3 separate regions of the Homo sapiens genome follow, and regions 1 and 2 are each linked to region 3. A link is a contact called in ENCODE Hi-C or POLR2A ChIA-PET data. All regions are on one chromosome and are shown on one strand. The core of a region is the stretch at or near the end of the contact, and the rest is flanking DNA. Distances in the headings are between cores, read along the strand shown. Region 1 holds the start of SUMO2 (small ubiquitin like modifier 2). Region 2 overlaps ARMC7 (armadillo repeat containing 7). Region 3 overlaps ITGB4 (integrin subunit beta 4).

Region 1 (2,700 bases), core at 82-2,581, 570 kb after region 3:
TGGATTCAGCAAAGAAGTCTGCGGTGACCTTGTGGAGAGCAGTTTTAGTGGAACTTTGGGGACAGCACCAGATTGCAGTGGGTTGAGGAGTGAGTGGGAGGGGAGGGGTTGGAGACAGCTGGCGGGGACATTTTTTCGAGCTGTTTGGCCAAGAATGGAGAGAGATAGGATGGTAACTTCATAGAATTGGGAGCTTTTTTTTTTTTTTCTATACTAACGGAGGAGAGGAAGAAAATTCAGGGACAAAAGGAAATAATAAAGCCCCGGGGGAAGAAGCGAGATGGAATCCAGTGCACACACATCGGATTGTTCTTCAGACAGGAGGGACGCATGTGTATGTTTTAACTGGATGCAACGAGGAAAGGATTAAATTGGCTGGAAGCTTGATTGTTGGGTAGTTCTCGCTTATGGATACTGTTTCCTCTTGGAAGACAGGCGATGAGTAAGGATCTCGTTGAATGAATACATGAATATTTTCCCGTAGCTAGTCAAAGTCTAGGGTTACCAGCAGGACAGAAGAAGACACTGTAGGCCGGGCGCGGTGGCTCACGCCTGTAATCCCAGCACTTTGGGAGGCCGAGGCGGGCGGATCACGAGGTCAGGAGATCGAGACCATCCTGGCTAACACGGTGAAACCCCGTCTCTACGAAAAATTAGCCGGGCGTTGTGGCGGGTACCTGTAGTCTCAGCTACTCGGGAGGCTGAGGCAGGAGAATCACTTGAACCCGGGAGGCAGAGGTTGCTGTGAGCCGAGATCGTGCCACTGCACTCCAGCCTGGGCGACTGAGCGAGACTCCGTCTCAAAAAAAAGAAGAAGAAGAAGAAGAAGAAGACACTGCATTTTAGGCAAGAGTCCGGTGGGAAGCAGGTTGAGATTGACTGAGAGGAAGTAACCATGGGAGGGCTGCTGGTCCACTGAATGAGAGAGATTTTTCCAGAACCTCATGCTGGGGCTTTGATTTAGGAATCCCCTTCCTCCTCTAGTAAGTCTGCCTTCCCTGGCCTATGGCTTACGTCTAAAGCCTCGAGCCTCATCGTTCCCACCGAGGACCAGCTGGAAGCCATTTTGATTATGCTCCACCACGAAGGAGGACAATACAGCCCCGCCCAGAGCCAGGCGCGCCCCCGCGGCGGGCCGGGTGCGCGTGTCCGCGCCTCTTCCCGCCGGCCGGGCGGGCGCCTGGCCCAGGACGCGGTGGCGTGGGACGGGGGGTGGGGGTGGTTATGTAAGCGTTGCGCGCTCCCGCGAGGCGCCAGCCAATGGGAGGCTTCGGCTACTCGTGCTCGCGCACGCAGGGTGGGGGGAGGGAGCGCACGACGTGCGCGCACCCTCTCCCCTCGTCCACCGCTGCCGCCTCCTTCTTCTGCCGCTCCTGGTGCTGCTTGTGTGCTCGTTTGGTGCGGACCTGGTACCTCTTTTGTGAAGCGGCAGCTGAGGAGACTCCGGCGCTCGCCATGGCCGACGAAAAGCCCAAGGTGAGCTCGCCGCCGGCCCCTTCGCCTCGCCGCGCGGTGGGGGTCATGGCGCGGGCCGGGGTCCGGCCAGAGCCCGCCGCTGGCTCCCAGCGCTTTCCCGGGCCCCCCACGGGGCCGGCCGCGGCTCAGGCCCGGGCGCTCCGCGCCATTTTCCTCCCTCCCTCTCTTCCTCCCTCCCGCGCCGAAGGAGGCCCCGCCGCTCTCTCCCGCCCCCGGCGGCCTCCGAGTGCGCGCCGGGCGCGAGTTGGGCGGGCAGAAAGCGGACGCCCGCGGACCCACCAGCCCCGAACGGGGATTCTTGGCCCAGCCGGCCGGCGCGCGTGAGGAGGGGCGTTAGGGCGCGCGGGGTCTCCACCTTCTGTCGACCCCGCGTCGGGTGTTGCAGTCTCCGAGGCGGCGAGGAGTCCTCTGGGCTCGGGCTTCACCTCTCGGGTAGGAACCGCGGGCATCTGGGGACCCCTGCCTGGGGCCGCGGCGGCGGGGCGAGGGTTCGGGGCGAATCAATGGGCTGCGGACGGGCAGGAACCTGGATGCCCGCGGGCCGCCGTCCTGGGCCTGGGGGTAGGGGGATTCCCGTGGAGTATTTCCCACTTTAATAGCCTCAGGGGCCCGAAGGGGGAGGGGCAGCGGCTTTTCCCTGGGTGCCAACGAACCCCTAATCCGCGAACACCATGTGGTTTCATGAAGTTGGAGGCACAGGTACGAGCAGAGAGACTTTGTGCGGCTTAACTTTTGAACGCGGCTTTTGAGGCACCCGGAGACTTCCCGGGAGGACTTGGGGACACCCATCATCGGGGCACACGGGACTTGCTGCTTTTAGTTTGGTGGCACCCCCCGCCTCCCGCGCCTTTACTTTCTGGAGCGTTTTAGGGCTACAGAATTGCTTCTGCACTCGATTTTGGACAACTTTAGGTTGGGTCGAAATCTACAAGAAACAAATCAGGATAAAACTGTGTATTTGACCCATGACAACAAAGGGGGGGAGGGGAGAATAAGTGCTCTTAACCGAAAATAAAAATGAAGCTGCTAATAGAGGAGAACGTTAACTGTGGTCCTGACTGAGTATTACCGCTGTTCCGGGGGGAATCGGGATATTCTTCGATTGTTTTTTTTGTTTGTGTGTTTCCTTTAATGGAGATTGGATTTAGGTTATTAAACTGAGTTTGGTAACTTTTTAATGACAACGGTAATGAGTTTTGAATGGCAGGCTGTAGATTTATTGTT
Region 2 (2,700 bases), core at 69-2,568, 640 kb after region 3:
CAGAGTCTTGCTCTGTCACCCAGGCTGGAGTGCAGTGGCGTGATCTTGGCTCACTGCAACCTCTGTCTCCTGGTTCAAGCAACTCTTCTGCCTCAGCCTCCGAGTAGCTGGGACTACAGGTGTGCGCCACCACACCCAACTAATTTTTGTATTTTTAGTAGAGACGGGGTTTTGCCATGTTGGCCAGGCTGGTCTCGAACTCCTGACCTCAAGTGATCCACCCCCCTCGGCCTCCCAAATGGGATTACAGGTGTGAGCCACCATACCCAGCTTGGTTTTGGTTCTGCGAGCCACAGCCATGGGCAATCTGACTCAGCTCTCCACTGTGCCAGTCCTTCCAGAACCAACCCTGCTCAGGGGTGTTGCACCAAGTCATGGCCAGGACTCCACACCTATTAAGTGAAGATCTCCTGCCTTTTCTTCCCCTTCTTTCCTCCTCCCTAGGCCAAAAGGCCTAAGCACTCAAACCATGCAGACAGAAGTAAGGCTGGCTCTGGCTCAGGGAGATCACAATCTCAGGGCTGCCACATCGGATAAAAGACTCAAAGCTCCAAAGCGCAGCACAGAGCCTTCTCCAGAAACAGCAGAATAAGTGCCTGTCGGGGATCCCCAAGCAGAGACACTAAGAGAAAGGGAAACGACGGCAGTAAGAAAATACGCGGGGGCTCTCCTTCTCAGTCATGCATAATAAACACAAGAGAAATTTCGAGAAATTTCATTTGCATGTTGAAATTTCATTGCAACATGGTCCCACGGAGGGATTCGACGCTGAGAAAGCTACTGTGCTTGGGGCGGGGGGGTCTTGCTGTGGCAGAAGAAGGAAGAGAAAAAAAGGAGGAAAAAAATGGTTGGGAAAAGTAAAGCTGGTGATAATGATCCTAACAATTCTAAAATACCTGCACAGAGACACAGATGCACAGACACACTTCTGCTCCCACAACTGCTTGCGACGCAGGCAAGGCGGGAGAGGAAACCACGCTCGGAGAAGGGACGGGACTCAGCTTCTAGGAATCAGCTGAGAAGTGGAGACGCTGGGACCGCGGACTCCAGGACCCGGGCTCAGTCACCCACGCCGGGAAGCTGCCCAGGATGGCAAGAACCCAGCCCAGGCCCACGCCGCCCCCATAGCTCAGTGGACCCGGACCTCAGGGTGCCCCTGTCCTGGGAAAGTTGCTTCCTGACCCTGAGGAAACGCCAGCAGGAAAGACTCCACTTGGTAAACACTTTTGGTGGGGACTGCTCTGTGACTTCCGCCAATTTTTCTCCAGGGGCAGCAGCTTGATTTGGAGGAGCTCTATCGCCCCCTGGTGGAGATTTAGCCACATGCTTCTGCAGGGGCCACCGTCACCGTTCAGACTGCAGCAGCTGTGGGGGCAGAGGCACGAAAAGGGACGGGACGGAGGACGTTTTAGAGACCAACTTTTTAGAATATTTGTTTGGCATAATAATCTTCTAGAGGAGCTGGCATCACTCGGGGACCTGGGCAACTGGGGCTCCTGCCCTGGCTTGGCTTTAGCAGGCCCCACTCTGGTCCTCTGTGGGGCAGTAAGTCCAGGGAGCTCACCCAAAGCCCACAGCCGTCCTTCCCCTGCACCTGGAGCTCCAGGCCCTAAACCTGCTCCCACGGCTGCATGGGCCTCTCTCTTGGATCCTGACTCCCAGGAGTGAATGCCACTGTTGGTGTGTGCACTTCCAAACCCAGGGAGTGGCCAAGGGGCAGCTGTCTGTGGGGGTGTGAATCCGCACACACATGTGCTGGAGCCCCCTCATGGAGAGAAGACCCTCATTTGTAGTCTGGCCCCAGGAATCTCCTCTCCTCTTTAGAGGAGACCTGGATGGTCTTTGAAAAATTTGAATCACACTTATCATAATGTATTTTTGCCGGGCGCGGTGGCTCACGCCTGTAATCCCAGCACTTTGGGAGGCCGAGGCGGGCAGATCACGAGGTCAGGAGATTGAGCCCATCCTGGCTAACACGGTGAAACCCCGTCTCTACTAAAAGTACAAAAAATTAGCCGGGCCTGGTGGGGGGGCGCCTGTAATCCCAGCTACTTGGGAGGCTGAGGCAGGAGAATGGCGTGAACCCGGGAGGCGGAGCTTGCAGTGAGCCGAGATCGCGCCACTGCACTCCAGCCTGGGCGACAGAGCAAGACTCCATCTCAAAAAAAAAAATAAATAAATAAAAAGTATTTTTAAAAATGTGTTAGTTGGGCCAGGTGTGGTGGCTCACGACTGTAACCCCAGCACTTTGGGAGGCTGAGGCGGGCGGATCACCTGAGGTCAGGAGTTTGAGACCAGCCTGGCCAACACGGTGAAACCCCGTCTCTACTAAAAACACAAAAATTAGCCGGGCGTGGTGGCGGGCGCCTATAATCCCATACCCGGGAGGCTGAAGCAGGAGAACTGTCTGAACCCAGGAGGCAGAGGTTGCAGTGAGCTGAGATTGCACCACCGCATTCCAGCCTGGGCGACAGAGCAAGACTCCATCTCAAAAAATAAAATAAAATAAAATAAAATAAAATAAAAAATGTGTTATTTGATCCTATCAAGACATTCAACCCAATTTCTGGATTATAGGAAATAAAGGGGATAAAGAAACCACAAAGAGGCAATGAGACAAACCGGAAGGGGGAACATTTGCATTCCTGGTTGGGGCCTTCGAGAATCAGTGTTATGAAATGAGGGTCTGTTTAGGGTTAC
Region 3 (2,700 bases), core at 201-2,700:
CTCCTCCCGTGTTCCCAGATGGGAGGGAGGCCTAGGGCAGGACAAAACAAGAGTGAGAGGAGCAGGGAGTGTGCATGCATGTGTGTACGTGTGCGCATGCATGTCTGTGTACATGTGTGCATGCGTGTGCACGTGTGTGCGTGCATGTGTGCATGCGTGTGTGTATGTTGGAGAATGGGCGGTGGGGACAGCAGACAGAAGCCCGAGGCTCCAGGAGCTGGAAGAGAGGAAGGGTTAGTGGGAGAGGCAGGGTTGGCTGAGGTCACTCACCGTGGGAGGAGACGGAGGTGAGGGTGGAGTAGTCCCTGGGCAGTGTGGTCGAGTGTGAGTGTTCTGAGCGGGTCAGTGAGTTGTAGTCCCGTGTGAGGGTGGAGGATGTGCTTAGCACGCGGTGGGGCACGTGTGGGCTCAGGTGGGTGCCATAGGCAGCAGCACTGGTCGTGGTCATCCTGTGCAGGGAGTTGGTGCTGCCCGGGAAGGCAAAGTCCATCCGGCCATTCACCAGGTGCTCTGCAGGGGGAGAGCAGGGTCCCTTGGTCAGGCCTGCCCCAGACCCGGGCCCCGTGGGGCAGGCTGGGCCCTGCACATTCCTGGTCACCCACCCTCTGGGTGGCTTTTGCTTAAATACAACCAGTTTCCCTCAAACCACTAGGGACAGAGGCCCTCTGTCCCTGCAGGAGCCCAAGGGCCACCCAGGCTTCCACAGCCCATATCCTCTGGCCGGCCACTCTATCGGTGTGAGCACTGCTGACCCTGGCAGTGGCGGGGGTTTGCTGCGTCTGCAGTCAGCTCTGCCCTGGGGAGATCCCCAAGCCTTCCCTCCTGTCCTTTGAGGCCCCTGAGGGGTCTACTTGGGTGCCAGGGTCCGCTTCCCGGGCAGACTTCTGAATTTGCACCCCCTGGCCAGGCAGGCACCATAAGGGCCCAAGCGCCTGCCTCACGCGTCCCCTGGCACTGGGCCCTGCCTCTGAGCAGCTGTGCTCCCAGCCGCCAAGGCCCGGGCCTGGCTGAAACTGGGGCCCCCGAGGCAGCGCAGACGCCCACCCCAGGCCCTCAGGCGCGAGTGAGGCTGGGTGGGCGCGGATCGGGGGGCGGCGGGTGAGCCTGTCACCTCCGGGGGGCCCGGGTGTCGCACTGCGGGGCAGGCTGCCGCCCTTCCCGCCCGCGCCGCCGTCGTCCGGGGGCCCGTGGGGCGCCTCGGCGTCGGAGGAGCGCCCGCTGCTGGCCGACAGGCGCGGGATGAGCTCCGGGGGCAGCCGCCACGTGACGCGCCGCAGGTCCAGCTCCTCCCCCAGCAGGGGCTCGAACTTCCAGCCGCAGCCTTGGGAACAACGAAGGGCCGCGTTGGCACCGCCGGGGGGCGCCGGGCCGAGCAGGGCCAGGCGGGGGAAGGCCGTAGGCTCTGCGAGGGGAGCCCGTCTCCAGCTCCCGGGATCCCGGGGTGTGTGTTGGGGGCGGGGGTAGATGCGCACGGCCGGAGCGGGAAGGCCGCGGCAGGTGAAACCCTTGCGCGGCTGAAGCCTTTCCAGATGAGCGAGTGCAGCCTCGGCACAGCTGGGGAGGAGAGACCCCCGGACCCGCCAGAAACCTGGGGGAAGTCTGGGCTCTGTCACCAGCTGTGAGGTCTCCCTTGCTTTACTTAACCTCTCCGAGACTCAGTTTCCCGTTTGTACAATGGAGAGAGGAATCTTGCCCCTGCCCGCCTCCCAGGGACCGTTCCGCAAGCCACCGAGCGCTTCGCAGGTAGTGTTAGAAGCAGCTGAGCTGGGGTTCCAGAGTCACACCAGCTGCGCTCCACCTGAACCCCTCAAAATGGCTCCTTAAGCCCAAGCTGAGCCCCGTGGGGGCCAGTATGTGTTCACCGGGGGCAGCTTGAGGCATCGGCAGGGACAGAAGAAAATACAAAAGATATACGTGCCCCAGAGGTTTTTCCACTCATGGTACTGTGTGATTGGTATCCCATTATACAGAGCAGAAAAGTGAGGCATGGAAAGGATGAGTGATTCATCTGATGTCCCACAGGTGGAGCCACAGCTGACACTGAGCACTCAGGAGGCCCAGCTAAGGGCTCCGCAGCACTTTGTGCTGGGAATCAAGGAGGAAGGACAGAGCTGTTGGGGGTGTTCTTGTCTCCTTGGCTCCCCTACCCCTGCCAGGTGGCCGCCTGGTGGCTGCCCAGGGCTCCTGGGCCAGGCCTGCCCCTGGGGGGTGGCCTGAGTGTCCTGTGTGCATGGCACAGCTGGTGAACCTTCAACTTGTGAAGCTGTGTTTCTTCGTGGTCCCGTGGGCATGAACTCATGTGCGCTTGCACAAGGCTGTGTGTGTCTGTCCCCCAGGCACTGGTTCCTGTGCCCCATGCACAGATGTGCACTCCATTGCATTTGTCCAAGGCTGCCTTAACCTCCATGTCCTCTAGTTGCTGGCCCCTTTGCCCTCTCTGGACCCAGTGGACTCACTCTGTACCCAAGACCCCCACTGTCCTCTTGTGGGTCCCAGGTCTCCACTCACCAGTGTCATCGGAGACGCTGGGCCTCTGGCTGCCCGATGGAGAGCGTAGAACGTCATCGCTGTACATAAGGAAGCTGTCGTAGTCCTCCCCGCTCTGGGCGTCCACGATAGGGATGTCAGGGATGATGGGGACTGCAGGGCAGGGGAGTGAGCCAGGGCCCTGGCTGCTGCCCCCTGCCCCCCTGCCCGGTC

Evidence for each region. Hi-C counts contacts between places; a loop is a spot of excess contacts on that map. ChIA-PET counts read pairs that join two places held with the same protein, here RNA polymerase II (POLR2A). Pooled maps may share reads with other maps.
Region 1: a loop to region 3 is called in a pooled map, with 4 times the contacts of the local background. The contact joins the promoter of SUMO2 here to the enhancer-like site in region 3. A Hi-C loop is called at or near these places in 1 of 50 pooled maps. POLR2A ChIA-PET finds 5 or more read pairs at or near these places in 3 of 52 experiments (BJ, HEK293 and OCI-LY7).
Region 2: a loop to region 3 is called in a pooled map, with 2.3 times the contacts of the local background. The contact joins two enhancer-like sites. A Hi-C loop is called at or near these places in 1 of 50 pooled maps. POLR2A ChIA-PET finds 5 or more read pairs at or near these places in 4 of 52 experiments (GM10248, HCT116, WTC11 and 1 more).

The regions. Positions count from the first base shown.
Region 1 is chr17:75,181,590-75,184,289 of GRCh38, reverse strand. SUMO2 (small ubiquitin like modifier 2) reads left to right here and starts at 1,331. Exons shown (of 4, transcript NM_006937.4): 1 at 1,331-1,476. The coding sequence starts at 1,456. RefSeq lists silencers at 1,032-1,261, 1,392-1,791 and an enhancer at 1,373-2,023.
Region 2 is chr17:75,112,834-75,115,533 of GRCh38, reverse strand. The region is part of intron 2 of ARMC7 (armadillo repeat containing 7); the gene reads right to left. Among named protein-coding and RNA genes, the nearest start is that of ARMC7, 4.2 kb to the right of the region's middle. RefSeq lists enhancers at 464-513, 554-613, 1,055-1,594. Within about 2 kb of position 1,318, at least 28 of the 41 ENCODE cell types and tissues checked have a DNase peak (open chromatin) inside an H3K27ac peak, as active enhancers do.
Region 3 is chr17:75,752,386-75,755,085 of GRCh38, reverse strand. It overlaps ITGB4 (integrin subunit beta 4), which reads right to left. Exons shown (of 40, transcript NM_000213.5): 32 at 2,509-2,640; 33 at 1,112-1,321; 34 at 271-510. It also overlaps a transcript of GALK1 not described here. Among named protein-coding and RNA genes, the nearest start is that of GALK1, 11 kb to the left of the region's middle. RefSeq lists an enhancer at 546-1,319 and a silencer at 907-1,516. Within about 2 kb of position 1,450, at least 11 of the 41 ENCODE cell types and tissues checked have a DNase peak (open chromatin) inside an H3K27ac peak, as active enhancers do; they include OCI-LY7, where a contact is called at or near this core.